Linked DNA regions of Homo sapiens: region 2 is linked to region 1. A link is a loop called in an ENCODE intact Hi-C map of the cell type or tissue named here. Cell type or tissue: pancreas. All regions are shown on one strand. Each heading gives the region's core, and the rest is flanking DNA. Links, peaks and the distances in the headings are about the cores only. Region 1 overlaps LIPI (lipase I). Region 2 overlaps LOC105377134 (a long non-coding RNA gene).

Region 1 (16,343 bases), core at 3,231-11,230:
AAAAACACAACAAAACAACAACAAAATGAGGCCTAATGCAGCATAGCAATGCAAGAAGAAAAGGTATAACAATCAAGATTTAGAAATAAGGTTGACTTTTTAAAAGATTTATAACAGGAAACAGAAGAAAGTTCCATAAAGCATTGCTCAATGTTCTCAATGGTAGTTAAGAAAACAAAAATCCATATAAGAACGAGTGAAGAGTGAGATGATGGGACAACTGATTGCAGTTAAAAGAAGGTTGGCTGAGTTAAAAAAAAAAAAACAACTAAAGTTATTTGGTATCAACATTAAAATAGTAAATAATAGATTTGACCAATAATGTAGAAAATATATTTATCAATAACTTATAGAATAAGGAGATATAAAAATAGAGAAAATAGGGTCTTAGGGTGAAATAACTGAAATGCAATATTTTGGATACCTAATGTTGCTGAAGAGGAGACACAGCAGAAGAACTAACTACGGATGTAATAAAAAAAAATTCCCCTTCAACTGAGGAAAAGAAGATACAGATCTCAAATGGAAAGGATGAACTGAAAACCAGGAACTAAAAGAACGAAAAGAACAAACATTTAGACCCATTCTTATAAATTTTATTTTAAAACTTTGATGATGAAGAGAATTCTGCAAATATTCAAAAAATTATCAACGGAGTAGAAGATTCAATGTTATAGCAATAGCCATTCTTGTTAAATGCACCTACAAGATTAACATGACTCCAGTCAAAATCTAAGGTAGATGTTGCTTGGTTGTTCCTAATCAACTTGGAATTACAAATAATAAGATGAGCCAAACAGACTGAATAATGAATGTAATGTTCACAGCTTTATGAAACAGTAATATTCCAAAACAACAATAAAGATATTTGATGCTTGAGGAAGAATATAATGGAATAAATGGAAAATTCCAAAATAGAATTTTATAGATGATAAGAAGAGCATTACAGAAAATGATGCTGGAATAAATGACAAGTGAAAAAGACTTTGATATGTCATATATCAAGATTAATTTTAGATATGGTAAAGTATTAAATGTATACTGATAAACAAAAAAATGGAGGAAAATCTAGGCAAATGTTTATATTTGCACAATAATGAAAGCCAAAACAGGAAACTGAAAGAAAAATATTACGGTTGCCTACAAATATACAAAATTAAAACTGTATGTCACAAACAAAATTAACAAAAGTAAACTGAGAAAACTTTTGTAATGTATATGACATAGATGGATTTAAATTATTTATATATAAATAACTTTTACAAAAATATTTTTAAAATACGTTCTAGTTGAAACATGGAAAGAAATATCCTTCCAGTTGTTTAAGCCAAGAAACCTGGGTTCATCATAGACTAGTCTTTTTCTTCTCACTCATCATCCAATCATGAAATCTCTTTGTTCCTACCTTCTGAAAATATCCAGAATTCTTTACCACCTGTACTGCTACAAACTCACTAAGTTTTATCATCTCTCCTTGAATTCTTAAAATAGCCTCTTAAGTGTTCTCTTGCTTTTAGCTTTGTGTCCTATAATTTGTTGTCCTATAATTTGTTGTCCAGAGTGACCCTTTTAAAAGTGGGTTATGTCACACCTCTGCTCAACAATCTCAAAAGTCTTGCCTTCACACTTCATATAAAAGCCAAAGTCTTCACAATAGCTTACAAACTCCACATGACCTAACTAGTATCTCCACTGCCTCATACCTCCCAATTTCAACGCCTTGACTACTGTACCTGCACACTTAGCTATATCCTGACAGCCTTCTTTGCTGTTCCTTGGACACACCAGGTAGGATCCTCCTTAGAACCTTTGTACTGGATGTTCCCTCTGCCTAGAAATTTCTTCCCCTTGAAGTGCCGATGGCTAACTTTCTCACCTCCAAGCTTTTGCTCAAATGCCATTTTCTCAATGAAGCCTACTTTTATCATCCTGTTTACAATTGTGAGCAGCAGCTCTTCCACTATCAATCCTCTTACCTGGAATTTTTTGTTGTTCTCGTAGGAGTTATTATCTATACTGTCCTCTGTACTTATGTTTGCTGTTTATTGTTTGTATCTCTGCAAGTAGAAGATAAGTTTCTTGAGGATGTTGAGTCTATGTATTTTCTTCAAAGACTTATTTCAAGTGCCTTGAACTGTGCCTGGTACATATTGGGCACTAAAGGAATAGTTGTTGAATGAATAAATGCAGAAATAAATACATTGGCATGGAACAATTTTAAAAAGAAAGAAAAAATGATTAATAGACATGTTTTTAAATGCTTAAACCCAATTGAAGGCTATGAGACATAATATATCTCTTCCCAAACTGTAAAAAAAGTATATTGTTGAAGTTATACTGAAATTGCCATCTTGTTTCACCAATTGTAGGTATGTAAAATTGTATACATATACTGGAAATAAGTGAATAAAATACATTAATAATCCCCACTAATAATAAAATACACTAATAAATTGTATACTGGGTATAGTATACAATTTGGAAATAAGTGAATAAAATACTCTAATAATCCCCAAGTGTTAATACTTCTGGCCCTATCCTCTTCTAGAATTTATACTTCAGAGACATAGCAGAAAGTAACATTTAAGAGTGTCAGCTTTGGAGCCAGAGTATCCTGGTTCGAATTTCAGTTCAGCTAATTACTAGCTTTATTACCTTGAAAATATGATTAACCTTTCTGTGCCTCATTTTCCTTACCTGTAAAATGGGAGTAGTTATAGTCTATTTTGCAGAATTGTTAAGAAGATTAAATAATGTAATATTTATAAAGAATGTAATATATTGCCTGGCATATAAGTGTTATGTAAATGTTTGTTAAATAAATAAAATGAAAGATCTAAAATGCACGTATGTATTTCTATAGAAGACATTTACAATTTGATTAACAATGCTAAAAATTATAAATAAATCGACTGCTCAATAATAGGGTAATTTATACATTGATTATGGAATAGCTGTAATATTAAATGTTATGCAATCATTAAAATTGCAGAACTATCACAACATAATGATGGCTAGGGACAATTTTTTCCAAATATATAATAAATATATAAGTATTCCATAATTGGAGAAAATTAAGTGACTTTTTCTTATAAAAATACCTTGATTAAAAAATTAATAAAATTTATATGGATACCAAAATTTTGCAGCTTTAGTCTGAGTGCCTTGCACACTTGTTTTAACTCCTCTAGTTATTCAGCTTAATTGGATTTAGTTCAATCATTTCCAGATTCTTTTAAAAATATTATGCTGTTCTCTAGATAAATGAGAGCACTTATTCACTGAAGAACAGCCAAAAAGCTGTCTTTAATTTAGAGAATAAACTTAGACAGCCAATATGCAGTTATATTATTTGTCCTGAAATCTTTATTTTTTTATCTATCTATCTATCCTGTTATATTACTTGTCCTGAAATCTTTTTTAATTTTTTAATCTTTATTTTTATTTTTTATCTATGTTTAGGGGGTTCAGGTGCATATTTCTCACATGAATATATTGTGGAGTGGTGAAGTCTGGGCTATTAGTGTGCCCAAAACCTCAATGGTGAACATTGTAATCAATACGGTCTGGTATCAATGAAATCCCTCAGCTTTTGTTTTTCTGGGAAAGTCTTTATTTCTTCTTCATGCTTGAAAAATACTTTCCCTGGATATACTACTCTATGGTAAACTTATTTTTTTCCTTCAGCACTTTAAATATGTCATGCCACTCTCTCCTGGCCTACATGGTTTCCACTGAAAGTCTGGCACCAGGAGTACTGGAGCTCCATAACATTTTATTTGTTTCTTTTGCTGCTCTTAGGTCCCTTTTTTTATCCTTGACCTTTGGGAGTTTGATTATTAAATGCCTCAAGGTAGTCTTTCGGTTAAATCTGTTTGATATTCTATAACTTTCTTATACTTGGATATTGATATCTTTCTCTAGGTTTGGGTATTATCCCTGTTATTTGTTATTATCTTGGATCAGTTATTATCCCTTTGAATAAAACTTTCTACCCCTATCTCTTTCTCTACCTCCTTTTTCAGGTGAATAAATCTTGTATTTCCCCTTTTAAGGCTATTTTCTAGATCCTGTAAGCATGCTACCTTGCTTTATATTCTTTTTTCTCTTCTGACTGTATTTTCAAATAGCCTGTCTTTAAGTTCACTAATTCTTCTTTCTGCTATATCCATTCTGCTTTTAAAGGACTGTGATGCTTTTGTTAGTGTGCCAACTGCATTTTTTAGCTCCAGAGTTTCTGCTTGATTCTTTTTAATTATTTCAATCTCTTTGTTAAATTTATCTGATAGAATTCTGAATTCCTTCTCTGTGTTATTTTGAATTCCTTTTAGTTTCCTCAACACTGCTATTTTGAATTTTTTGTCTAAAAGGTCACATAGTTCTGTTTCTCCAGGATTGTTTACTGGTGCCTTATTTAGTTCCTTTGTTGATGTCATGTTTTCCTGCATGGTGTTGATGCTAGTAGATGTTCTTCGGTGTCTGAGTATTGAAGAGTTAGGTGTTTATTGTAGTCCTCACTTTCTGGGCTTATTTCTGGTCATCCTTCTTAGGACAGCACTCCAGACCTTTTAAAACACTTGGGTCACAACTTGAGTGTTGTGATCTAAGCTGTTCCTGCTTTAGGGAGCACCCCAGGCCCAGTAATGCTGTGGTTCTTGGAGACTCATAGAGGTACCACCTTGATGGTCTTGGACAAGATCCAGGAGAATTATCTGGATTACCAGCAGAGACTCTTGTTCTCTTTCCTTATATTTTCCCATACATATAGAGTCTCTCTGTCTCTGCTCTGAGCCACCTAAATCTGGGGGTGGAGTGACACAAGCACACCTGTGGCCACCAACACTATGACTGTGTTGGGTCAGACCTGAAGCCAGTACAGCACTGGGTCTTGCCCAAGACCTACTGTAACTCCTCCCTGGAAACTGCCTATGTTCACTCAAGGCCCTGGTGTTCTACAATCAGCAGGTGGCCAAGCCGTTCAGACCTGTGTTTTTCCTTTTAGGGTGGTGAGGTCCCCCAGGCCCTGAGTGGATCCAGAAGTACTATCCAGGGGTCAGCGACTAGAGTCAAAAACCTTAGAAGTCTACCTGGTATTCTACTATATTGCAGTTGAGCTGGCACTCAAATTACAAGACACAGTCATTCCCCCTCTTCCCTCCCCTTTCCAAAGACAGGGGAGCCTCACCCCATAGGCACCACCACCCTTGGACAGAAGAAGTACTGCCAGACTACCAGTGATTTTCCCTTAAGTCCCAATTTCTCTTAAGACAGCTGGTGGTGAATGCTAACTAGCCTGGGACTCACCATTTAGGGCAGTGGGCTCCCTCTGGATCAGGGCAGGTCCAGAAATGCCATCCAAGAATCAAGTCCTGGAATTGTGAACCCCACGAGCCCACTTGGTGCTCTACCCTCCTGTAGCAGTTTTGTCCCTGAAGCCAGCAAATCTCTGAGGCTCGCCAAGGCCCTCCATGCAGTACCTGGGTATTGCTGCTGGTTATTCAGGGCCCAAGGGCTCTTCAGTTAGCAGGTGATGAATGCTGTCAGGACTGGGTTCTTTCCTCAAAGGCAGTGGGGTTCCTTCTGGGCCAGGGCATGTCTAGAAATGTTTTCTAGGAGCTAGAGCCTGGAACAGGGGAGACGGGGCCTTAGGACTCTGACTGTTGCCTTATCGTGTTGTGGCTGAGCTGCTATGCTAGATGCAAGACAAAGTCCTCCCCACCTTTACCTCTCCTTCCTTCAAGTGGGAAGAAGGGGTCTTTTTTTGGAGCCACGAGTTGTGCAGCCTGAGGTTAGGGAAGGGGTAATGCCAGTACTCCCTTAACTTCCCTAACTGATGTCTCAGTATGTGACATGGCCCCTCAATCTATTGCCTCTGGGCCTAGTTCAGCCCTAGGACTCACCTACAAGTTGCAGTCCTGAAGGCCTAGACTGCCTTTCAAGCTTACTTAGAGGCAAAGAGTACTTTGGGCCTCAGTGGCCAGGTTTCTTGACACTAAAGTTTAGGCTACTGGGATTGCTGATTCCCCTGTGGCAAGGCCTGGTTTAAATACTCCCTCCGTGGGCTGGTGTCAACTGAGTTTGATCTGGTTTTTCCTTTTGCTCTAACAGAACAGCACAGAATTCAATGCCTCTCAATTGCTGTGTTCTCCTTCCCCTAGCACCCAGAGAGGGTCTCTGCACCATGCCGCCACTCCTGGGGATGGGGGAGGAGTGGTGTCAGTGACTCAGAGCTGATTTTTCTATCTCCTCAATTCCTCTTTTAGTGATATGAAGTTAAAACTAGGTACTATGAGTGCTCATCTGATTTTTTGGTTATGAAGGTGTTTTTTTCCGTGTAGATACTTGTTAACTTGATGTCTTTGCAGTGGGGAATAGTGGAGCTTTCTATTCCACCATCTTGCCCTGCCTCCCAAAATCCCACTGTGCTTTTAATTTGCATTTCTCTGATGATTAGTGATGTCAACTGTTTTCTCATATATTTCTTGGTTGCTTGTATGTCTTCTTTACAAAAATGTATGTTCATGTCCTCGCCCACTTTTTAATTGGATTATTATTTTGCTTTTTGAGCTGTTTGAGTTACTTATAGATTCTGAGTATTAACCCATTGTCAGGTGCATAGTTTGCATATAATTTTTTTCCCATCCTGTAAGTTTTCTGTTTACTCGGTTGATTGTTTCTTTTTTGTGTAGAAGCTTTTTAGTTTAATTAAGTCCCATTTGTCTATTTTTGTTTCTTTGCATTTGCTTTTGAGGATTTGACCATATATTCTTTGCCAATGGCCAGAAGAGGTTTTCCTAGGTTTTCTTCTAAGATTTTTTTTAATAGTTTCTGGTCTTATGTTTATGTGTTCAATTTATCTCGAATTAACCTTTGTATATGGTGGGAGACAGGGGTCCAGTTTCATTATTCTGCCTATGGCTATTCAATTTTCCTACTACTATTTATTGAATTGGCTGTCCTTTTATCAGTGTGTTATTTTGTTGACTTTGTTGGAGATCAGTTGGTTGTAGGGTATGGCTTTATTACTGTGTTCTCTATTCTGTTCCATTGATCTGTGTGTCTATTTTTATACCAGTACCATGCTGTTTTGGCTACTCTAGCCTTGTAGTATAATTTGAAGTTAGGTAATATGATGCCTCCAACTTTGTTCTTTTTGCTTAGGATTGCTTTGGTTATTTGGGCTCTCTTCTGATTCCATACGAATTTTAGATTTTTTTTCTAATTCTATAAAAATGACTTTGGTAATCCAATAGAAATTGTATTGAATCTATAGATTGCTTTGGGCAGTATGGTCATTTTAATGATACTGATTTTTCCAATCCACGAGCACGGGCCATTTTCCATTTGTTTGTGTCATCTATGATTTCTCTCATCAGTAATTTGTTGTTATCCTTACAGAGTTTTGTTTTTGTTTTGTTTTTTTGACAGAATCTCATTCTATCATCCAGGCTGAAGTATACTGGCATGATCACAGTTCACTACAGCCTTGACTTCTTGGGCCCAAGTGATCCTCCCACCTCAGCCTCCCAAGTAGCTGGGACCACAGGCATGCACCACCATGCCTGACTATTTTTTTTAAAATTATTTTTGTAGAAATGGGTTGTCCCTATGTTGCCCAGGCTGATCTTGAACTCTGGAGCTCAAGCAATCCTCCAGCTTCAGCCTCCCAAGGAGCTCACAGCCTCCCACAGTGGCAAGCCACTGTGCTTGGCCAAGTGATGATTTACCTCCTTGATTAACTATATTCCTAAGTATTTTAATGTGTTGTAGCATTGCAAAATGAAATTGTCTTTTTAACTTTGTCCTTGGCTAGATCATTATTGATGTATAGAAACACTACTGGTTTTTGTATGGTAATTTTGTATGCTGAAACTTTTCTGAATTCACTTATTAAATTTAAGAGTTTTTTTGGTGGAGTCTTTAGGGTTTTCAAGATATAAGCATATATCATCAGCAAACAGAGATAATTTTACTTCCTCTTTTCCAATTTGTGTGCCTTTTATTTTGTTGTCTTGGTTGATTTATCTGGGGTGAGAACTTACAGTACTGCGTTGAATAAGAGTGGTGAAAGTGAACTTCCTTATATTTTTCCAATTTTTAAAGGAAATGCTTTCAACTTTTCCCCATTAAGTTTGATGCTGGCTGTGAGTCTGTCATTTATTGTCTTTATTATGTGAGGTATGTTCCTTCTATGTCTAGTTTGTTGAGAATTTTTCTCGTGAAAAGATGTGGAATTTTATCAAATGCTTTTTCTAGATCTATTGAGATGATGTCTTTCATTCTGCTTATGTGATATGTCATAGTTATTAATTTGCACATGTGGAACTATCCTTGCATCCCTGCAATAAATCCCACATGATCACAGTGTATTATTTTTTTAATGTGCTATGGCATTTGATTTGCTATTTTTTGCATCTATTTTCTTCAGGAATATTAATCTGTAGTTTTGTTGTGTCTTTATCTGGTTTTCATATGAGGGTGATACTGGCCTCTTAGAATGAGTTAGAAAGAATAGAATTCCTTCCTCCTCAATTTTTGGAGTTGTTTCATGAGGATATGTATTAGTTTCTTGTGTGTTTGGTAGAATTTGGTTGTGAATCCATCTGGTCCTGGGCATTTTTTGTTGTTGTTGTTGTTGTGAGATTTTATTGTTGATTCAATCTTGCTACTCATTTTTGGTCTGTTGAGGTGTTTTATTTCTTCTAGGTTCAGTCTTGGGAGGTTGTATGTTTCTAGAAGTTTACTCCCTTCCTCTAGGTTTCCTAGTTTGTGAGCACATAGTTGTTAATAATAGTCTCTCAAGATCTTTTGTATTTCTGTGGTGTCAGTTGTAATATCCCTTTTTTCTTTACAGATTGTGTTTATTTGGATCTTCTCTGTTTTTGGTTAGCCTAGCTAGTGGTTTATCAATTTTATTTATCTTTTTGAAGAACTTTGTGGTTTTATGAGATTCTGTAGTGTTGCCATTTTATTCCTGTATCTTCTTCCTTTGTGTGAGTGTTTTATAAGAACTGTGAGTTTTATATTTTTGTGTTTTTGTGATGGTGAATATTGACTTTTTGTTTCCATGTTTAGGATCCCTTTGAGCATTTCCTGTAGGACTTGTTAATTGGTGAAAAATTTTCTTTGCATTTGCTTGTCTGGGAAATACTTTATTTCTCCTTCATTTATGCAGCTTATTCTGGAAGGATATAAATATTTTGGCCAAAACTTTTTTGTGTGTGTGTGTTTTCAGCACTTTGAAAATGTCATTCAATTATCTTCTGGCTCATAAGGTTTCTGCTAAAAAGTCTGTTGTTATTCTGATGGGGCTTCCTTTATAGGTGACTAGATACATTTCATTTGCTAATTTAAAAATTCTTTCAGTTTGCCTTTAGACCTCCTAAAGGTAATATGCCACAGTGATGTACTATTTGCAGTGTATTTGCCTGGGAAATAGTGGGACTCCTGTATTTGCATGTCTGACTCTCCTGTTAGATTGAGAAGTTTTTATCCACTTTCCTTAAGTAGTTTTTCTAAGCTTTGTGATCTCTCCTCCTTCTTTGGAATACCAATAATTAATACGTTTGGTCACTTCATGTAGTAAAAGATGTTAAAGGCTTTGTTTTTTTGTTTGTTTATTTGCTTGTTTTTTGCCCGACTGGATTATTTTTAAAAACGTATCTTTGAGTTCTGAGATTCTTTCTTCTTCTTGGTCTAATTTATTGTTGAAGCTTATTGAAGCTTTTGGATGTATTTTGTATTTCCTTCAGTGAAATTTTTACTTCTAGAATTTATGCTTTTTTTCTTTCAAGAAACTTTGTAAATTTCTCATTAATATCCTGAATTGATTTTCTGATGTCTTTGTATGAGTCTTCAGATTTCTCTTACATCTCATTGAGCTTCTTTAAATTCTATATTTTGAATTATTTACCTGGCACTTTGAGGAATTCTTTCTGGTTGGGATCTATTGCTTGAGTACTGTTGCGGTCCCTTGGTGGTGTCATATTTCCCTGCTTTTTCATGTTTCTGTGTCCTTCTACTGATATCTACACATCTGGTGTAGCAGTCACTTGTTTCAGTTTTTTAAAGTGCTTCTATAGGGGAGAATTTTTTCCTAAAGATGTTTGTAGATTGTTGGTTGAGTAGGATATATTGGTTTTGATTTTGGGTGCCTGTGATAGTATAATTTTGTATGACTTCTTCAGCAGTACACAGAGTCTGTATTAACTGTGATTTCCTCAGTGACTTAAGGTAGTTATTAGTTGATGTTGTGGCAAAGTTTTGATGGGGACTTGGATGCTAACTGAACCAGGCTTCAGACCCCAGTGGTGGCAGAGTGGGGTAAATGTGCCTGTTTTTAGGCCCCAGAACAGCCTATACTGGCCCCAGTGCTAGTTGGTCCTGGAGGGATGATTTTGGGGCCTCCAAGTAGCTTGTTTAAGTTAGTAGTGGGTCACTTTGGGAGGCCGAGGTGGGTGGATCATGAGATCAGGGGATCGAGACCATCCTGGCTAACATGATGAAACCCCATCTCTACTAAAAATACAAAAAATTAGCCGGGTGTGGTGGCAGGCGCCTGTAGTCCCAGCCACTCAGGAGGCTGAGGCAGGAGAGTGGCATGAACCTGGGAGGCAGAGCTTGCAGTGAGCTGAGATCGTGCCACTGCACTCCAGCCTGGTTGACAGAGCAAGACTCCGTCTCAAAACGAAACAAAACAACAACAACAAAAAAGTTAGTAGTGGGAGTGGTGAGCCAGCTGTGTGGGAAGGCTCTCAGATCTCTGGGTAGCATGTGGATGATGAGTGGTGGTGGAGCAATGCACTGGGACACAACTGGTCCATGTTGGTGTTCCTGGTGGCTGTGTTGGGTGGGGCAGGCTAGACCTCAGTCCCACAGCTGCTGGCATTAGGGGAGTAGTTATTGTCCTAAGTGTGCTTAGAAGAGCTTGATCTCTCCATCCCTCCTCTGGCTGGTTGGCAGCTGCAGCTGCATCTCCTCAAACTTGGCCCAAGGGTCAGGCACAGCATATCACTAAACTCTCAAAATGATGCTAGGTGTGGGCTTGTGACCAGAGAGGGCGGTGCTCCACTCAGGTGTGCTGAATGAGCAAGAAACTGTGGGCAGTGCAGTCTGTTCAAGTCTTGGTCTGTCAGCAGCCCATAGCATGGTAGTGGGTATTATCCTAGATATACAGAGCAGAGAGAGCCTGGTTTCCTCATCCTTCCTTGGCGAGGTGGTGGTGGTAGCAATGTCAACTTGAACTTGGTCCAAGGGCAGGGCACAGATGCTAAAATCTTTCACATTTCACTTTTGTCTCTCTCTCTCTCTCTTAGACAGAGTCTTGCACTGTTGCCTGGGCTGGAGTGCAATAGCACAATCTCGGCTCACTGCAACTTCCGCATCCAGGGTTCACACGATTCTCCTGCCTCAGCCTCCCAAACAGCTGGGGTTACAGGTGCACACCCCCACACCTGGCTATCTTTCACTTTTTCTCTTAAACATTATGGCTAAACTTTGGGAGAATATGGGGACTGGGACTCTAGAACTCTGAAGAGTGTCTAAAAGTAGCAATTTTTTAAAAACTAACTTTACAATTTTACAAAGTTTGTTGATCCATCCTAAAATGTTTCCTCCACTGTCACTCTCCACCACCCCCTCTCCAATTTTTCCTTGGTCCTCAAATGATGCTGTCCAGGTTCAGAGAAATGTTGAGAAGTGATACAAATAAGGAACAGGAACTTCAAACAAAATCAACAGTGAGAGTACCATATGTATGTTTTTCTATGTTGTGTGAGTTGTGCCTCACTTGAGAAGAATCAAATTGTTTAAGGAAGGTGAGAAATAAGCTTTTTTTTTTTTTAAAAAAAAAAACAATTAGAGTCATTATTGAACAAATAGATTATTATACTTAGGTTTTTTTAAAAATCAGCATTTTACCTATCATATTAAGGAATATTTTAATTCACAATCGACTTTTAAAATTGTTATTTTTTTCTTTTTTCTGACTTCATTCTTCCATGACATCAAACTGTTTTTATTAATTTTTTTCTGCAGTTATATTACATAAGAATTTTAAAATACAAATAATTAAAATAAATGATTCTCTCTTTAGTTTGCCTAGAAGTTGTTATGACATAATTCTAGGTGGTAATTGTATAATTGGGTACACATCTTAAGAATTTTTTAGTTTGAAATCCTGAAAATTACAACACATATTTTCACTAACTGTTGTGGGACACAATTATAGTTATTACCTAGGTATTCAATAATCAATACACATCTTAACAAAATTTGATTAAGATATATTACAAATATATATAAATGCATTCAATAATTCTTATTCATAAAATGGTTGCTTTTCTTTCTATATTTGTCTCGCCATTCTGTACATTTATTTTTAGTGGTATAATATATGTAAAGTGTTTAGTTAATATTAGGTGCTAAATCATTTCTTCTCATTTTCTTCCCTTCCCTGATTGGTCCCCAATTTGACTTTCATTATGCCTTCTCTTATCTATAAATACACAGCTCAATGAACAGGCTGACCACGTCATAATTATATAAAACATACTTGTCTATTTTGTTGAAATATTTAATCAACAAAATTCCTTATTCCAAATACTTCTGTGAAACTATGTCTCCTTCTCTAACTATATAAATACTCCTAGATTCTTGGAAAATTTGTATTATTACTACTTTCTAAACATCTTGTTCAAACTCTTTATTCACTTCTGCTACCATTCTCACTCTGAGAACTATAATGATCAATACTCTCACCCAGGGCGTTGTTAAGGATATAGGAAGGCTCTGATCACAGTTGACTAAGAAAGTTAGATAATAAAATCTGCATTGATTGCAATTTTATCTCTGAAAGTAGAATTTATCTTTAGAGTTATCTGCCCCAAAGTGAATTTAATTATTTCCTATAGAGAACTAATATGTAAGCAAGGAATTTTCAGTTTTCTCCAACATGCATGCTTTGGATGACACACTTAAGATATATCGTGTACCTAAGATTGATGATTTCTTTGACTATTTAGGCATCTTTAAGGATATATCCTTGATAATTATTTTATATTAGTGAACTGCTTTCTAGATGAGTAACAGTGGAAACATTTAATTGGTGTCTACTACATTACAAATGCTATTTTTTCAGTCCTTGCAACAAATCTATGAGGTATCCTCTCTATTAGTTTAAGAAATAGAAATCCAGAGTTGATACACAGGCTACCTAAGGTTTCTCAGCTCAGAAGCACCTTTGCAATGACTTGAAACTAAAATCTTTCTTGGAGTTTTTAATTTGTCCTTGTTTTATTTTTCTTTTGTTTTTAGTTATTACTAGTTTAAAAATAACAGCTTTTTCAATAAGAAATATAGTCAATTATTCCCATTGTGGAAGATTTGGAAATTTTAATTCATATGTAATTCTGCAACTATGAGATAGTAATTGTTAATATTTTGTTATATTTACTCATAAACACATATGTTACAGTTGAAACATGCATTTAATTTTTTACATTATATGACACAGTGTCTGTGTGTATACATCATTCAGCCTACACTGCAGTATCTTCAAGTCTCATTATTTACATAAAAAACAAGGTGAACACAACGTTATTGGTTCTATGTTATATCATGAACTGGGTTGTAAGCATTTTTTTTCCCTAAGTTAATGGCTACTTTGTATTCTATCTTTTGTGGATTATTAAATTTAGTGTCCTTTATTATTGGATCCTTCATTTTTCCCCAAAGTTTGTTTTATCATAAATAGTTAATATCTATACATATGTAACTATCTTCATTTTAGACAATTTCATTTTTATATATGCTTAGAAGAGACGTCAAGGAGGAGGAACATTTTTAAATCTTCTATCTCAGGTTATGATATTTACACCTTAGTACAGAATGTTGGTGAGCACACAACCATTGTTCTCTGCATACATTTCTTTTTCTTAGCCACTTATTATAAAGGAAAGGGAAAAGACAAACAGGTCTGTCCATATTTTATTTATCTCACTGTCTTCTTAATCATTTTTACATAGAGAAATATTATATTTTACTTATTCATGTGTTAGGTAAAAAATAGGGTGAAGTCATTAGGATATGCAACAGAGCAAAAGAAAACAGAACAAGTATGCAATTTTAACTTTTATGTAAAATTTAAACATGGATAAACTATGAAAATTTATTAAATGTATGAAATCTGGATGCAATTGTTTCTACTCTGGGGAAAAAATACTAAAATACATTTTGTGGTTGTTGAGCAAAACTCTCTACATTCCCTGCTGGCTGGAGATGCTAACACATGTTTGGATCAATGTATGCTTAAGTTTAATTACCTAGGTAATTGCTGAAACCATCTATTTGCTTTTCCTATTTAGATCTGTCCATACAGATAATGTGCAATTAGTGAGATTTAATACTGCCAAATTATTGGGAATGTGAGTTATAAAAATGTGATGCCTTATGGTCCAGATTAAACTATGCATGCAGTCAACAAGTAATTATCTTTTTGTAACAGACTGTGATAGAGACAACAGCAGAGCTCTCCTTCTAGGTGCTTCCAGTAGAGTAGGACCTCAGACCTTAGGGCTGAGAGGGATTATGCACGACAGAGGTGACTTCAGATGACTTCTAGAAAATGTTGTGCTAAAGCTACTTTCAAAAATTTTATGTAACAGTAAAACTTATTCTTTTGTTGTATAGTTCTATGGATTTTCATACATACAAAGAGTTATATAATCACCACCCCAATCAAAATTTACATTTTCATCAATCATAAAAACTTCCTGATGCTGCTTTTTGGGTTTCAAGTCCACCTGCTGGCAACCACTGTGCCCAAGTTTGACTTCTCCAGACATATACATAGAATTAGAGTTGCTCCTCAGTATCTGTGGCAGATTGGTTTCAGGAACCCTGTGTATACAAAAATCCACAGGTCCTCAAGTACTGATATAAAAGTATGTACTATTTACATATAGTTTATGCATATCCTCTCTTAAACCTTATCTGTAGATTACTTACAGTATTTAATACAATATAAATGATATATAAATAGTTGCTATACTAAATTATTTAGGGGATAATGACAAGGAAAAAAGTCTGTACATGTTCAATACAGGCACAACCATCTATTTTTCCCCCAAATATTTTTGATCTGCTATTGGTTGAATCCATGGATGTAGAATCCATAGATACAGAGGGTTGACTGTGTAGCATGAGGTCTTTTAAATATTGTTTATTTCACTTAACCATATACATATAAAATTTATCTATGTTGTTACTTATGTCAATGGCATGTTATTATGAATAGTATTCTATTGTATAGATATGCCACAGTTTGTTTATTCATCCACCAGTAAGAGGACATATGGTTTGCTTGCAGTTTTTGATGTTTATAATAATGCTGCTGTTAATATTGGACATGTAGGTGTTTAAGTAAACATAAGTTTTCATTTGTCTTGGATAGATATTTAGAATTGGAATATCTGGGTCATATGGTAAATGTGAGTTGAACTTTATAAGAAACTGCCAGTCTCTTTTCCAAAGTGACTGTACAGTTTGCATTCCTACCAGCAAAATGTAAGAGCTCCACGTTCTCCTAAACCCAAACTGCACCTTCACCAGCCTTTTTTTTTTAAATGTTTGATTTTCATTTTATCTTTTCTAGTAGGTGTGTAGAGGTATCTCATTTTTCTTAAAATTTCCATGTCTCAAATGAAAAATGATGATGATCTCTGCCATTTAATTGAGGATATTTACATCTTTTAATTTAATGTCACTACTGATATAGTTGGGTTTAAAACTATCATCTTGGCCTGGCGCGGTGGCTCACATCTGTTAACCCAGCACTTTGGGAGGCGGAGGCGGGCGGATCACGAGGTCAGATGGAGACCATCCTGGCTAACATGGTGAAGACCTGTCTCTACTAAAAACACAAAAAAATTACGTAGGCATTGTGGCACATGCCTGTAGTCCTAGCTACCCGGTAGGCTGAGGCAGGAGAATCACTTGAACCTGGGAGGCAGAGGTTGCAGTGAGCAGAGATCGCGCCACTGCTCTCCAGGCTGGGTGACAGAGTGAGGCTCTATGTCAAAGCAAAGCCAAGCAAAACAAAACAAAACAAAACACTATCATCTTGCTGTTTTGTTTTCTGTTCGGTCCATCTGTCCTTTGTTCCGTTTTTCCTCATCGTCTGCCTTTTTGGATGAACCAAGTAGTTTCATGATTAAATTTTATCTCTTTTGTCAGTTTGCTAATTATTATTCTTTTATTATTTTAGTGATTTATTTAGGGTTTATAACTTTATTACAGTCTAACTTCATGTAAGTTTTACCACTTCACATAGAAGATGAGAACTT
Region 2 (16,343 bases), core at 3,724-11,723, 61 kb after region 1:
ACAGGCGTGAGCCACTGCACTTGGCTATGTGTAATTTCTATGTGTACTTTCTTTTTTTAAATTAAATTAAATTTTTGTTTGGAGACAGAGTCTCACTGTGTCACCCAGCCTGGAGCACAGCGGCATGCTCGCAGCTCACTGCAACCTCCACCTCCCAGGTTCAAGCAATTTTCCTGCCTTAGCCTCCCTAGTAGCTGGGAATATTGGCACGCGCCACTGCACCTGACTAATTTTTATATTTTTAGTAGAGACAGGGTTTTGCCGTGGTTGCCAGGCTGGTCTCAAACTCCTGACCTCAAGTGATCCACCCATCTCACCCTCCCAAAGTGTGGGAAAGAGAGTTTCTGGGGTGCCAGATGAGTTGGTCTCCCCTGTGAGACACCCATGGGGAGCCATGGGCAGCCTCTGAGAAGAAAACTCTCCTTATTGCCTTCATGTCTTTATGCCCCGAGAGCATAACAGCTCAGAGGCATTCCACAGGTTGCTAAGGGAGATAACACTCCCTTGAAACAGTGGAGTATCATCAAACATCTTGGCTCCTCCTGAAACCCACTCCCTCCCATTTCAGTCCCGATAAGTTAAAGATCTTAAGTAGTTTAGACACACGCCTTTGCTCAAGGAAATTCACAAAAACCGCCACTGCTATACATCTTATTGAAGGACTCACGAGTTCTCCTTCGGTGATTAATCCTTTTCCTCATCCCTTTCTACCCCTCCCATCTGCCCTAAGAACAAAGAGCTTGTAAACCATTGAATTCCGCCGGAGCCCGAGAGCTCTGGGCCTGGAGCAAGCCTCCGACGCTCCGGTCCCCTGGACCCGCCTTTTAAACACTTATTTTGTCTCTTTCTAACTCCTTTGTGTCCACTGGACTCGGGGTACCCGCCGGATGGTGTGGGGCTGCTTTCCCCAACACAAACTGCTGAGGTTACAGGCATGAGCCACTGTGCCCAGCTATGTGTAATTTCTTAGCTCATTTCTTGACTGGGTACCATGGGCATTTGGGCCACTTTCTCGTGGAACTTACTTGCGCTTCAGGATCTGTTTGGACCCAATCCGGTCCACAGCCCTTGCGTGTCACCCCGGAGTGCTGCTGTGCACACCCACTTACGCCCAGTGTGTGATGAGTGGCTGAGCTCACACGATAACTTCGTGGCCCCACGGTTGGGCGTTTGGTTTCTACCAACTGCCAGAGGCTAGCTGAGATAGCCTGTGGCTCCAAAGAAGAATGGTTATCTGCAGATAATGGCAGGGCCTTGCTCCGAAATCCTCAAGGCCTCCACTGTGATTCGGAATAGCATATATCTCAAACGGATGGTCCTGTTTTTCTGCTCTGGTCTTTAGGAACGAGTGGAGCCTTCCCGTGCTCTGCCACCTCCTTGCATTTTTTTTTTTTTACATTCATCTATTCATTCATTCATGTATTTTTTAGAGACGGAGTCTTCCTGTGTCACCGAGGCTGGAGTGCAGTGGTAGGATCATAGCTCACTGTGACCTTGAACTGCTGGGCTTAAAGCGATCTTCCTCTGCCTCAGCCTCCCGAGTAGCTGGGCCTACAGGCGCGGGCGCGAGCCACAACACAGCACAACGCCCGGCTAATATCTTCATTTTTTTTTTATTGTTTTCTTGTTTCTTTTCTGAGGCAAAATATCCCTCTGTCACCCGGGCTGGAGTTTAATTGTTCCCGGACCAAACTGAGGGTCAGGCTGCTTATTCTCGCGGCCTGATAACGAGATGCAGATGAGCTGAAAAAGGAGGGAGTTTTTATTTCTGTGACCACTTACAGGGAGAAGGCCTGGAAATATCGCCAGACTGACTCAAAATTACAAATGTTTATAAAGCTTATGTACCTTCCAAGCTATCTGTCTAAGCGTAAGAGTGTATTCGTCTAAAGATGGAAGCGATTGACTCTTTTTTTTTTTTTTTTTTTTTTGAGACGGAGTCTTCCTCTGTTGCCCAGGCTGGAGTGTGGTGGTTAGATCTCAGCTCACTGCAACCTCCACCTCCCGAGTTCAAGTGATTCTCGCGCCCCAGGAGTTGGGATTAAAGGAACCCACCACCACCCCGGCTAATTTTTGCATTTTTCTTAGAGACGGGATTTCGCTGTGTTGACCAGGCTGGTTTGGAACTCTTGACCTCAGGTGGTCTGCCCGCCTTGGCCTCCCAGATTGCTGGGGTGACGGGCGTGGGCCGCCGCGCCCAGCCTGCTGCTTTTGTTACTAGAAATGGATTCTCTCACTATCACGGTATAAACTCGTCTATATTGTGGGATATGGCGTGCACGTGTGTACATGCTTAGGCGCATGTTTCTCCATGTTTTCCCGAGCCACGGTGCTTCTTCCCCCGCAGGGGCTCTGGTCGATTAGTTGTTGGGAGCTCCTGGGAGGGTGCCGGGCTGACACTTCCATGCGTTGTCATCGGTCGTCATCTAGCGGTCAACGTTTTTGAAGTCTAGGCGGCGCACAGGACGCTCTGGCCGCCCGCCCACGGTACGGAAGGAGCGTGGCTTCTCTCCGCTCCCCCCGCCCCCACCCCGCTCTCTGAGGCCCGCTCTACCTCCGTCCCTCTGTTTCCCACTCCTTCATTGCCCAGAAAACCTCTGGAGATTCTGGTTGGGCCAGATTGTTGCTCTTTTGATCAGTTGTTTCCTTTTCTTTATTTGTGTGTTTAACCCGCGTGGACTCTTCTGCCTGGGTTTTACAGATGGCAGCTCCACCCTAGGCCTTTTCGTTAGTAGGGACTTTTCTGATTCTCCCCAGATATTGTGAAAGCAGGTAGATGTCAAGCCTGTGGGACTAAACGACCGAAGGAGGTTATTATGCAGTGCACACCTTTCAAGGCAGCGATGGCAGCACTATGAATTCGGTGTCATTTCTGGAGTCAGCTTGTTTCCTGAGTTGCCCTCCGTGTCTCCCCATCCACCCCAGGCTAGAAAACATTCCAGAGTGAACTACTGTGCCTCCATCCCTTCCCCCTCCTATTTTGTCCCCTCCCCCTCACCTCGGTTTCTCTCCTTCGACGCTGACAGTTTCCTCTTCCTCTCTCCCTCCCTCCCTAGGGAAACTCAACCACCCTGGCTAAGCCGCCATAGTCACTTTTTACCGTTACGTTATGTTTAACATTTTTCTTTCCCTGGCCAGCATATTGGTAAAGTGGAAAGTGCATCATAGCCCCGCCCTGGGCCTTACTATTTTTTTAGAGGTTTTTTTTTTCATCTTTCTCCTTTCATTTCTGTCTTCTTAATTTCTCCAGTTCCCTCTTTCTTTCTCTTTCTTTTTTCTTTTTCTATTTCCTTTTTCCTTTCTTTTTCTTCCTTCCTTTTTCCTTTCTTTCTTCTTTCTCTCTTTCCATATTTCTCTCTTCCTCTTTTTTTCTTTTTCTTTCTTTTTTGATTTTTTTTGAGACAGAGTCTCGCTCTGTCACCCAGGCTGGAGTGCAGTGGCGCCATCTCAACTCACGGCAACCTCCGCCTCCCGGGTTCAAGCGATTCTTCTGCCTCACACACACCCCAGGTAGCTGGGACTACAGGCGCGCGCCACCACGCCCGGCTAATTTTTGTAATTTTAGTAGAGATGGGGTTTCACCATATTGGCCAGGCTGGTCTTGAATACTTGACCTCCCACATTGCTGGGATTACAGCCAAGAGCCACCGCATCCGCCCATTGTTTCTTTTTAAAATATTTTTCCTTTCAGAACGCGACCTCCTTCTTCATTTCCTTTATATCTTTTTCTTGCAGGACTCGCAATCTTTATTCGTTCAAGTTTTTTCAGACGAAGTCTCGCTCTGTCACCCGGGCTGCAGTGCATTGGCCTGACCCTGGCTCACCACAGCCTTGACCTTCCGAGTCCAAGAGATGGTCTTATCTCAGCCTTTCGAGGAGCTGTGACTACAGACGCATGCCATCGTGCCCGGCTAACTTTTTTTTTCTTTTTTTTTTTCTTTAAGTGAGACAAGGTCTCGCTATGTTGCCAGAGCTGGTCTCAAACTCCTGGGCTCAGGTGATTCTCCCAACTAACCTTGCAAAGTGTTGGGATTATAGATGTGAGTCACCATGCCCTGTCCTCTTTGTTATTTTCTCCTCTTTTCTTTCTTTCTTTCTTTCTTTCTTTCTTCCTTCCTTCCTTCCTTCCTTCCTTCCTTTCTTCTTCCTTCCTTTCCTTTCTTTCCTTTCTTCTTTCTGCCTTTTATTCTTTTTCTTTTTTCTTCTTTCTTTTTTCTTTCCTTTGTTTTTTCCTCCTGGCTTTCCTCTATTTCTTTCCTTATTCTTTATCTCTTTCATCTTTCTTCCCTTTCTATGTCTCTTTCTCTCTTTCTTTATACTTCTTTCTCTAGATTTTTAAAATTCTGTCTCTCTCTGTTTCTCATTTCCTTCCTCACTTCCTCCCTCGCTGCTCCTTTCCCTCCCTCCTTCCCTTCCTCTGTCTGTCTCTTTTCTCCATTTCCTTTCTCCCTCCCTTCCTCTGTCTGTCTTTGTCTGGATTCTAGAAGACTCTCCTCATTCTGTATCTCCCTGTGTCCTAACCGATCCGCGACCAAGTCCCGTTTCTTCTTTCTCCTTCTGAGATGCATCTTCAAACTCCCAAGTTGTCTTTTGACTCTGTTGCAGCCTATGCAGAGACACGTTGGGGAACGGTTTCTGTGAAGTTGGGGAGGAGGTGCTGCGTTTTGGGCCTTCAAAAGACTTCCACTCATGGTTTTGGTTTCCCAGTCATGGGCTGCCCTGCCATCTGGAGCTCTGGCGCGTCACTTGTGAGTCAGAGCTCGGGCGTGCAGGGCTTGTGGGGGGAGGCTGTCGCCGCGCTTCCCTGCTCAATGGCAGTGTGGGGCTGCCCTGGCTGGTCAAACAGCACGCCCCCAACTCCCAAGGCTTGACCCAAGACCCGCGGGGACGTATTGGGCATTTTGCGGGTGGCTGGGGACGAACTTCCCAGCCTGGTGGCAGGCCAGTACAGGTCCTGGACATCTGAGGCACCTGCCGAATTATTTTCCAAGTCCCCGGGGGAGTCAGGGACCGTCCTTTACTGTCCTTTGGTTGCCGAGGAGCGGTCACCGGGCCCGGCCCCAGTCCCTCTGCCCTGATCTTTTTTTCCAAGTCCCCATGCCGAGTTGGAGAGCGGTCCCTGAGCACGCATGTGGTCCGAAAGGTGGCAGCTGGCCGGGCTTGGGTCCCTCATGTGATCCAGTCATGCGAGGGACCGGCTGAAAATGACTCCGAGTCTCGCTCTGGAGAAATGGGCCAGCCCCTGCATTGCACGGGTGGCCGGGAGGGTGTCCCTGACCCTCTGCTGCTCCTGTGTGTGTCCCGGGGTCCACAGAAGGCCTGGGTGTTCCATATCTGGCTGCCATGGTGGCCTTTTTGAGGACAGATGTCCAGGTCGCGCATTTCTGGGCCGGTGGTGTGGTCGGTGACTTGACACCCCGCCCCCAGGCGAGGTATATCTTTCACTCCGAGTTGGCATTTTGGGCCACCAGATTGTTGCTGACATGCTGTCTGGCGATTAGATTGGGCCTCTAGATGCATGTGAAGCTCTGGTATAGCAGTAACCCGGCTAACCGGCCCTGCCCCAGCTTGAGCTGATTGCTGGGACCTGTGTGCCTGCTCTCATGCATCGTAGTGTCATAACTGTCTCTGGGCCTTTGACCCTGGTGGGGAAGGCAGCATGGGCTCCTCTGACCCGTGTGCTCCCTGCTGCGGGCACACGGGGTGGTCAGAACAACCCCATCCTGTTGGCTTTGTGCTGTGCACGTCAGCCATTCTCTTCCTTAAATTGTCTGCTGTCCCTATCCCGGAGCGAGGCTGGCTGGGCTGTTATGATCATCAGCTTCGTCAAGAAAGACCCTCACTCAACCACCGCCCCGCTATGGGGCTTTTCATGATCAATGTGATGTCACGCTCTCCCAGGTCGGGACTAAGCCACGAGGAGCAAAGGATGGAAATTCATGGTGAATGGAACCGTTCTTCTCATTCTGCTCGCGGGGCCCCTCGTCTGTCCTCCCCGCTCGTGGGTAGTGTGTTGGGAGGCATGGGGCAGGGAATTTGGCATGACCTCGCTGCCCTCATGCCTTGTGCCTCATGGCTTTGAGAAGATTGGTGGGGTCCTCTGACACAGCAGGCACCTTTGCTCTGGCTTCCTGTGGTTGTTGCCTTGGGGGTGGACCCGGCACCTCTCTGCGGCCATGGGGGACTGTCCCTACAAAACATCATGCTGCCCTTTCTGGGATACGAGAGGGTTGGCACCACCTGGGCCTTTGTGGTGATCCAGGAGTGCTCCAGATTGCCCCCACGTGCCCGAGACAAACGGTGGCGGGTTGTGCCAACCCCATGCCCTCTGCTACAACAGCCACCACGGTGTTTGCCAGTGCTTCCTGAAGAGGTCCTTGGATGGGGAGAGGCGGATGAGTGAGGCAGGCCCCTCCCACTCTATAAGAGATGCTGCCTTGTCTGTCCAGCGCAAGTCCCTTGCTCCACTCTGCCAAGTGCGCGCAAGTACCCGGAGTGATTGTGGTAAGATTCTGTGTACTACCGTGGTGTATGGGCCTCGGGGAGGACTTTTGCCCCAGAGAGAAAGGTGGATAAAGGGAGGGACTTTAGGGGTGAGTGCATGCACACCAGGCAACGGCCCTGATGGAAAGCACTCAAAATTTGCCACAGGCTTTTGGTCGTAAGGCAGACCACTTTCTTCCTCAGGCGTTCAAGAGCGAATCTTCAGGCACAACGAGGGGCAACGGGCGGGGAAGGAGTGTGACCAAAACTCAGTAAGAAAGCCTTCTCTGGTAAAACGAAAGGTGAGCCAATGGGGTACAAAATGCCCCAGTCCAAGGCCTCTGCGTATAATAATGATTCCGTTGATGTGCATAAGCAGAGTTCCCTACTTTTACCATAAACAAGGACAGAAGCCGCGGGGGGCCGTGGAGTCCCTGGCTTACACCCAGGGTGTGTGTCGCCCCCACTAGGGGCACCAGAAAGCGGCAAGAAGACCCCCGGGGGAAGGGAACAGGAGGCCAGGTTTTAAAGGAGACGTTGAGGCAGTCCGGGGAAAAAACTTCCCAAGGAAAACAGTGCCTGCCAGCAGACCCTGGGCCGGGCTTTGCGAAGCCGTGGAGTCCCTGACTTGCACCCAGGGTGCGTGTCACGTCCATGGGGGACACCCCAAAGCGGCAAGAAGTCCTCCGGGGTAAGGGAACAGGATGCCAGTCTTGATAGGGGACGTTGAGGCAGCACGGAAAAAAAAAAGGGGGCGGGCCAGGGTCGTCCAACGGATGACAGTGCCTTCCCTGCAGCCCCTGTGTTGGGCCCGTGGGTTCGTGGAGTCCCTGGCTTGCACTCAGGGTACGTGTCACGCCCATGGGGGGGGCACCTCAAAGCGGCAAGAAGACTCCTGGGGAATGAGAACAGAGCGCCAGGCTTGAAGGCCCCCAGGGGAAGGGAACAGGACGCCAGGCTTGAAAGGGGATGTTGAGGCATTCCAGGGAAAAACTTCCCATGGACGACACCTGCGCCTGGCCCAGGGGGAGGGGGGGTCGTGGAGTCCCTGTCTTGCACGCAGTGCGTGTCTCACCTAAAAGCGCACCCCAATGCGGCAAGAAGGGCTCCGGGGGAGTGGAACAGGACGCCAGGCTTGAAAGGGGACTTTGAGGCAGTCCAGGGAAAAACTTTCCACGGAGGACAGTGACTTCCCGGCAGCCCCTGCGCCTGGCCCCAGGGGGTCTTGGAGACCCTGGCTTGCACCCTGGGTGCGTGCCTCGCCCACAGGTGGCACCCCAAAGCTGCAAGAAAGCCCCCAGGGGAAAAGAACAGGATGCCAGACTTGAAAGGGGATGCTGAGGCAGCCCGGGGAAAAAAGGGGCAAGGCTGGCGTCCTCTCACGGACGACAGTGCCTTCCCTGCAGCCCCCTATTCTGGGCCCGGGAGGGTCCTGGAGTCCTTGTCTTGCACACAGTGTGCGTATCTCGCCCACAGGGGGCACCCCAAAGCGGCAAGAAGTCCTCCGTGGGAAAGCAACAGGATGCCAGGCTTGAACAGGGACGTTTAGGTAGCCGGGGGAAAAAAAGCAGCGCGGCTGGGGTGGTCCCACGGATGACAGTGCCTTCCTGGCAGCTCCTGGGCCGGGCCCGGCGGTGTTGTGGAGTCCCTGGCTTGTACTCAGAATGCATGTCTCGCCCACAGGAGTCACCCCAAAGCGGCATGAAGGTCCTCGGGGGAAGGGGACAAGACGTTAGGCTTAAAAGGGGATGTTGAGGCAGCCCGGGGTAAAAGGTAGCGAGGCAGGTCCTTCGAACGACAGTGCCTTCCCGGCAGCCTCTCGCCCTGCCCAATGGGGTTGTGGAGTCGCTGGCTTGCACCCAGGGTGCGTGTGGCGCCCACGGGGAGCACCCCAAAGCGCCAAGAAGGCCTCCGGGGGAAGGGAAGAGGATGCCAGGCCTGAAAGGGGATGTTGAGGCAGCACGGGAAAGAAAGCAGTGGGCCGCGGTCGTCCCACGGACCACAGTGCCTTTCCAGCAGCCCCTGCGCCGGGCCCGGGGTTGTCGTGGAGTCCCTGGCCTGCACCCAGGGTGCCGATCGCGCCCATGGGGGCACCCCAAAGTGGCAAGAAAGCTCCGGGGGAAGGAAACAGGACGCAGGGCTTGAAAGCGGACTTTGAGGGAGTCCGGGAAAAAACTTCCCCTGGATGATAGAGCCTTCCTGGCAGCCCCTTTGCTGGGCATGGGGGGGTTGTTGATTCCCTGGCTTGCACTCGGGGTGCGTGTTGTGCCCATGGGGGCACCCCAAAGTGGCAAGAAGTCTTCCAAGGGAAGAGAACAGGACGCCAGGCTTGAAAGGTGATGTTGAGGCAGCACGGGGGAAAAAGTGGCGAGCCGGGTTCCTCCCACGGAGGACAGTGCCTTCCCGGCAGCCCCTGCGCCAGGCCCGGGGCGTCGGGGAGTCCCTGGCTTGCACCCAGGGTGCGTGTCTCTCCCACGGGGTGCGCCCCAAAGCGGCAAGTAGGCCCCCGGGGGAAGGAGACAGCACTTCAGGTTTGAAGGGGGACATTGAGGCAGCCCGGGGAAAACAACATCAACGCTGGGGTTCTCCCACGGACGACAGTGCCTTCCTGGCAGCCCCTGCCCTGGGCCCGAGGGTTTCATGGAGTCCCTGGCTTGCACCCAGGATGCGTATCTCGCCCACGGGGGGCACCCCAAAGGGGCACGAAGACCTCCAGGGGAAGGGAACAGGACGCCAGGCTTGAAAGGTGATGTTGAGGCAGCACGGGGGAAGAAGTGGCGGGCCAGGCCCTCCCACGGACGACAGTGCCTTCCCGGCAGCCCCTGCGGAGGGCCCGGGGTGGTCGTGGAGTCTCTGGCTTGTACCCAGGGTGCGAGTCGCACCCACGACGGGCACCCCAAAGCGGCAAGATGTACCCTGGTGGAAGGGAACAGGATGTCAGGCTTGAAAGGGGATGTTGAGGCAGTCCGGGGGGGGGTGCGGGAAATCCCACGAAAAACAGTGCCTTCCCTGCAGTCTCTGTGCCGGGCCCGGGGTGGTCGTGGGATGTCCCTGGCTTGCACCCAGGGTGCATGTCTTTCAAGCGGGGCATCCTGTTACCTTTCTCTGGGGGAATTCTTGCCGCTATGGGGTGCCCCCTGAGGGCGAGACAAGCACCCTGGGTGCAAGACAGGGACTCCACGCTCCCCCTCCCATTCTGCCGCAGGGTCTGTCGGGAAGGCACTGTCATCCCTGGGAAGTTTTTCCACGGACTGCCTCAACGTCCTCTTCAAAGCCAGGCTTCCTGTTCCCATCACCCGGTGTCTTCTTGCCGCTTTGGGGTGCTCCTGTGGGCGAGACACGCACCCTGGGTGCAATCCAGGGAATCCTCGCCTGAGGCCTGAGTCTCTCTCGTGTCCTCGGGACGGGAGTTTACACGAAGTCGGTAGCAATGGGAATCCGGGTTCACAAGGACGTTTTCCTGGTAGCTGGCAAAGGCAATGTCCTTCCCTGGAAAAAGCAGCCCGTGCGTTCTGGAGGAGCTCTTGGCTGGCATCTGTGGGACCCTCTGCCCCTGCCCGCAACTTCCCCAGGCTTGGATGTTTGCGGCGGCGCCAGATGAGTGAATTGAATTACGTGGGCGTTCCTGGAGCAGGAAGATAACCAGGATGGCAGGGAACCTGGGCCTGTGCCTTTGGGGGTCTGGTCCTGGCCTGCCCCGGCCTGGCTAGAGCCGGGGACCTGGTGGAGCTGCAGCAAGGCGGAAGAGGTGGGATGCTGCTGCCTGGCGGTACTGCAGCGGTGGACCCCCACGAGGAGGTCCTGGGGTGCGATGGGGACTCAGGCAGCCGGAAAAGGGGTAGCAGAGTCAGGGGGTGGTTGGGAGGCAGAGCAACAAAAGGGGGAAAGAGGGAGAGAGCGGGAAGCCAAAAGCCCACAGCGTCCAGTAGTCCCACGCGGTCTCCCTCAAACTGAAACAAGCCCCACCCTGCGTAGCTTCACAGACCAGAGGAGAGCAGGCGTCTTCAGGGCGGTAAGGCCTTAGACAGCGGCAGTGATACCTGGCTGACACAAGAGCCGGGCCCGGCCACGCCCGCCTGGCTCCAGGCATCACCGCCACTCCAGGGCCGCGGGGCTCCGATCGGTCACCTCTGAGCCACTCGCCCGCTGCTGGGCTGCTCTCCCCCTCCACGCCCCAGCACTGTGGGTCTCCGCGCTGGACCTTCCGCCGGCCTCCAAGAGCCTCCCGCCATCGCTGGCGAGGCCATGCACCGGACCGCCGTGGTGGCACCCTGCTGTTGAGTGGGGACGCCAGAGGTTTCCATCCCCTGCCCAGACTTCGGGCTCTCTGGGTGGCCTCCATTCTTCCGACGCTCCAGGCCTTCCCCAGGCTCCTGAGCTCCCAAGCTTCCACCACATCGCGCCTGCTCAGGACAGTTTGTGCTCCCAGCCCTCAGGGCCCTGGGCCCACGGTCCTGGGATACCCTCCTGTCCTCCTCCTTGCCGCCCGAGGGATTGTTTTGGTTCCCTTGCCGCCCCACCTGCAAGGCCCCCTCTTTCCTCACCCACCCAGAGCTACCAGGGCTGCCCAGGGGTGAACAGCCGCCCTAGCCCTACGAGCCCTTTCTCTCACAATGTCACTAACAGCGTCGCTTGTCCCGACAAGGACATGGCCCGTGGCCAAGTGAGTGGGAGGAGCTGCTTTGCCCGGCGCTGCCACTAGAGCTGGCAGACTGATCCCAGGAGAGAGAGGCTGATGGACAGCCAGACACACCTCACCACCACCACGAGCAAACCCACACCCACAGACACACATGGGTGCATGCGCGCGGGCACACAGACACAGACACACACAGATACACAAAGATACAGCTTGAAGGAGAGCAAGGGAAAGAGGATGGAGAGATAGAAACTGAGGGAGAGAGACCACGATATAGAGAGAGACAGGAAGGAGAGAGAGAGAGTGACAGAAAGAGCATGAGATGGAGGGGAAATAAGAGAAATAGAGAGAGGGTGAGAGAGCTAGAGAGCCAGAGTGATAGAGCCTGGGAGAGGGAGCCCTCTGCTCTGGTAGACAGAGCTCCTTCCAGCAGGCTGGGGTAGGGTGGAGGGTGCTTGAGCCAGGCCAGAACAGGGGGGCAGGGCCGCCCATGCAAGAGGACCAACAGAACCCTGAGACGTATTTTTTCTTGGATTGGTTGGTTGCTTTGGGGGTGCTTTTATTATTATTATTATTATTACTATACTTTAAGTTTTAGGCATAAACTGGAAGAACAACAAACTAAGAGAAAAAAAAAAAACTATTCTTGGCATTTTCGCTCATTACCTAATTTCCAAGTGACCTGCATATTTCTGATTGCTCTCCTTTTCCCTTCCCATTTTCCCCTGTTAAGCCTTGTGCCACTGAGAGATGATACATCGGTTTTTCAGAAAATTAGCAGCAGCAACATATCCACTTATTGTAAGTTGCTTTAGTTTTGTTTGAGTTTTAAGATAAAGCCTATTTCCAGGGCATAATTTCTTTCCTGTGTTGTTTTACACTAACTGGGGGGGGGGGGGGGAGGAAAGAATAACCCTCCACAGAAAAAAAGTTGAAAAAGTTTTACCTTTAACAAATTCACAAATATTTTCCAAAGTGCATTTTATAAAGCCATACCCTTTAATGCTCCTTTAAAAGTATCAATATTTAAAATAAAATCTTAGACAATTATTTCAAAATAATTTGCATTTGCATTCAGGGAATGGTTGAGCTTCCAAATATAAAAAAATGACCCTTACCTATGTCAATGTTAAAACAAATATTTTGGGAAGAAAGTTGATTGATCTATACCTTGTCCAGTGCTTCAATATCTGCACCATTGAAAAGCAGTTTTTCTGCCAGTGAGGTGCTCTCACTATACACAGCATAATGGAGAGCAGTGTTGCCGTACATATCCTTAAGGTTTGGATTGGCGCTATGTTCCAGCAGAATAACAGCACAAGCCTCTTCCTGGCAATGGACAGCCTGTCCGTATTAGACCAAGAAATAGATTGTAAATTCCAAGAATTCAAAATACACATTCCACAGGTTTCACCAACTAGTTATATGTAAATGAGATCAATTTATTTTAATTCTATGTATGCAAATCAAATCCATGTCATGCTAAAAGAGTTGGCTCTAATATACCTGTATCAAAGGTGTTCTATTTTCTTTGTCACAGATATCAATCTGGCATTTTCTGTTAACCAGGAGAGTGACCACTTTCACATGGCCACTGGCACAGGCCAAATGTAGAGCAGTTCTATGAGAGTAAGAGGACTTTTCAGGAAACTGTAGTGCAACATCTCAAAACATACAATCATTCATGTAACTGTAAAAAATGAATAGCATGTTTTTCCTCTGCCTTCAAAACAAATACTTATTTTTTTTTTTTGAAGAAAGTACAATACTTACTAGCTCTGATTGCTCATTGCCTTAATGAAAACAGCAGCCTATTTGAATAGAAAGAGCTCAGTCTTTGGATTCAGTTCAATTAGGGTTTGAGTCCTACTTTAAACCCTGTCACTTACCAACTATTTCTTAGCCTTTCTGTGCCTCAACTTCCTCATTAATGAAGATGACAATAGTAGCTATCTCATAGGACACCATCGTGATGCTTAAATGAGAAGCTATGTATTTAGAATAGTTCCTACAACTCAATAATTGTAAGATTTTTGTTTTTGAGACAAGTCTCACTCTTTTGCCCAGGCTGGAGTGCAATGATGTAACTATAGCTCACTGCAGCCTGGAACTCCTGGGCTCAAGCGATCTTCCATCCCCAGCCTCCTGAGTAGCTGGGACTACAGATGTGCACCAGCATGCCCAGCTATTTAAAAATTTTTGTAGAGTAAGAATCTCACTTTGTTGCCCAGGATGGTCTCAAACTCCTGGCATCAAGCAATCCTCTCACCTCAGCCTCCCAAAGTTCTGGGATTACAGGTGTGAGTCACTGCACCCAGCCAGATATTATAATTGTTACTATTACTACTTAACAAAAACATTTTAATTAGGTAAAAGATACAATTACACCTACTTTGCAGGATGGCTTAAAGAGTAGGTCACATTTTAATACCTCTGACATTGGAATGCCACTTATATTATTATAACTATAATTGGTAGCACTTTAAAAATTATCTTATTGATATATAAAATAGCGGGGTATCACACAATCCATGAGACCTTACATTAAGTAGAATATGGTATACTCAGCAGGTCTAGGGCAGTTCTAGGCATATAACTGGCACTTAAATACATTTTAGTTCTTAAAGGTACTATGGGGAAAGAGCACTGAAATAACAATAATGCATTTTTTTAAAAAAATTAATTCCTTCATTTTCAAACAAATTGAAGCCAAAGGAAACTCATGATTCAAATGAATACACATGGCTCATTTTATTCAATACTTATAATACTTACAGAATATATGCAAATAACACTTTCCAATGATTAATATTAGTATTTAAGACTGATAAACTTTTCAAAGAGCAGTTAAAGGTTATCTTCTACTATTTTCTAAGTTCAGAAATGCTTTTGTTTGAAAGGTGGGAGATAAAGTTTCAAGGAGATTAAGTCCCAATATTCCTATATTAAATCTCTCAGCTTGTGCAGGCAGGGCAGGTAAACATGTAGTTTTTAAGGATAGAAGCGTCCTGAGAGATAGTAGAATATGTCTGCTACATAACAGGTACTCAGGTTATGTTTGATGAATAAATGGAATGAAAGAATGGATAAATACAGTTGGGGAGATCGATATTTTTAAATAAACTCCTATAAAGCAATATTTTTGCAATAGTATTTATATATTATTTTTATTTTTAAAGAATACAATTGAAATGAAATTATTAATCTATCATTGTTTGCATAAATTGAGTGAATATATAAGAAAACCATGTTCATAATAATATATACAGAAAATAAAATCTGGAAACAGATAAAAACATTCCCTTTTTACTTCTGAAGAGGCTAAAAGTTCAAAGAAGATAACAATACACAAAATAATGATAAAAATAGAAAGCGAGAAATTATTTTTAATATTGTAAGATTCATATTCCTCTCTTCCCAAGGATTATTCCTTTATTAATAAACTTTACTAGAAGCTTTGTACACGCTCACTGCAGCAATCACAGATAAGAAAAAGGAAAAGAACTTTACTTAAAATACAATTGCTCAGAAATTACAAATTTTATATTTTGTACATATTTTTTGCTAAAACAAGACCATAGTATATTTGTGTGTATGTATAATTTAACTGATTTTTTTTCCTCGCTAGCTATAACAAAATACATCTTCACACATCAATGTACTTCTGTATCTATTGCCACCTTCAACGGTCACATATTATTCCATCCTACGGATGCAACTGAAATTTATTTATAGGATCCATTCTATGGGTTCTTTTTAAAATAAGTGTTGCAAAAAATAAAGTGCATGTATCTTTATTTCCTAAGTGTGTTTTAGTATAATGGAATTGATGGGTAAAGGGCATACATATTTTTTAAATGTAGTACTTACCACCAAATTACCTATTTGAAAAGTAATCAGCAACTTAGACTTTAAGCAGGAGTGTAAAACATCCTCACAAATATTGTGGATAGAAAACTGTTTCATTCCTCTTTTATTTTAAATTCTTATACTAGAAATGTGAAGGACTTTTTCCTACGTACACAAGTAACTTGTAGATCTGGAAAAAAGTACTTTGCCCAGTTTTAGAGTTTTTGATGATTAGATTTGAAAGAATTCCCTGTAAAATGAAAATGTACTTTTCATCTAATGTGTATATATACATACAACTTTTCATCTAATGTGTATATACAACTGATATATATATTACAGATTATATCTGTAATAATATATATGGTATATGTATCAATAATATATATATCATACGATACATAATAAACAATATAGGCCGGGCACCGTAGCTCATGCCTGTAATCCCAGCACTTTGAGAGGCTGAGGCAGGCAGATCACTTGAGCTCAGGAGTTCGAGACCAGCCTGGCCAACATGGTGAAGCCCCTCTCTACTAAAAATACCAAAGTTAGCCAGGCATGCTGGCACCTGCCTGTAATCCCAGCTACTTGGGAGGCTGAGCGAAGAGAATTGCTTGAACCCGGGAGGCAGAGGTTGCAGTGAGCCAAGATTGTGCCATTGGACACCACCCTGGGCAAAGAAGTGAGACTCTGACTCAAAAAAAAAAAAAAAAAAAAAAAAAAAAAAAAAAAAATATATATATATATATATATATATATATATATATATATATATATAATGAATTCCCTATAAAATGAAAACATACATTTCATTTGAATATATATATAATATAGTTAATATTTTTCAAGTAAGTTCTCTTTTGTTGTTTTTTTTTTCTGAAACACAGGCAGTTTTAATTTTTAGTTTGCTAAATCAACCTTCAGAATGTCTGCTTATGAGGTCATTCTTAGGAAGGCTTTTGTCAACATAAAGTGTACCTGCAAAATAAGCGTTTGTGTTTTCTTCTGGTACTTTACTCATTTGCATATGTAAAAATTTCAATCTGTATTCCATCAGGAACTTTGTTTGTGACATAAAATTTCATTAGTTTTCTTCAAACAGCAGACTTTTTTTATTAATAATTCATCCTTTCCTACTCATCAATCCTTATGTATATCTTACATAATTTTAGTGTTTCTGGGTTGCCTATTCTGTTCCATGCGTTTATCTGTCTTTTCAGCTGTTAGTAAACAATTAATTGTAGAAATTAATAGCACATTTTGCTATCTAGAGGAGCAAGTGTTTTTTCACTCCATTATGAAATTTTTTAAAATGTCATCACAATAGCGAAAGACAGCAGGTGTCATACAAAAATCTTAAAACCTTGATATT

Evidence for each region. A loop is a pair of places that touch in the nucleus more often than their neighbours do. Peaks named below come from ENCODE experiments on the same cell type or tissue, not always from the same donor. Only the 100,000 strongest peaks of a DNase experiment are listed, where the experiment ranks them.
Region 2: a loop joins it to region 1, with 3 times the contacts of the local background. A loop is called at or near these places in 2 of 110 quality-filtered maps.

What each region holds. Positions count from the first base shown.
Region 1 is chr21:14,125,309-14,141,651 of GRCh38, reverse strand. All of the region lies in intron 9 of LIPI (lipase I), which reads left to right. It also overlaps the pseudogene ERLEC1P1. Among named protein-coding and RNA genes, the nearest start is that of LIPI, 77 kb to the left of the region's middle. In pancreas, for the core only: no CTCF peak of the experiment used is centred there; no DNase peak of the experiment used is centred there.
Region 2 is chr21:14,065,037-14,081,379 of GRCh38, reverse strand. All of the region lies in intron 1 of LOC105377134 (a long non-coding RNA gene), which reads right to left. It also overlaps the pseudogene ANKRD20A18P, the pseudogene RNA5SP488 and the pseudogene ERLEC1P1. Among named protein-coding and RNA genes, the nearest start is that of LIPI, 140 kb to the left of the region's middle. RefSeq lists enhancers at 4,562-4,851, 4,598-4,892. In pancreas, for the core only: no CTCF peak of the experiment used is centred there; DNase peaks (open chromatin) are centred at 5,079, 5,829, 8,239, 10,589 and 1 weaker place.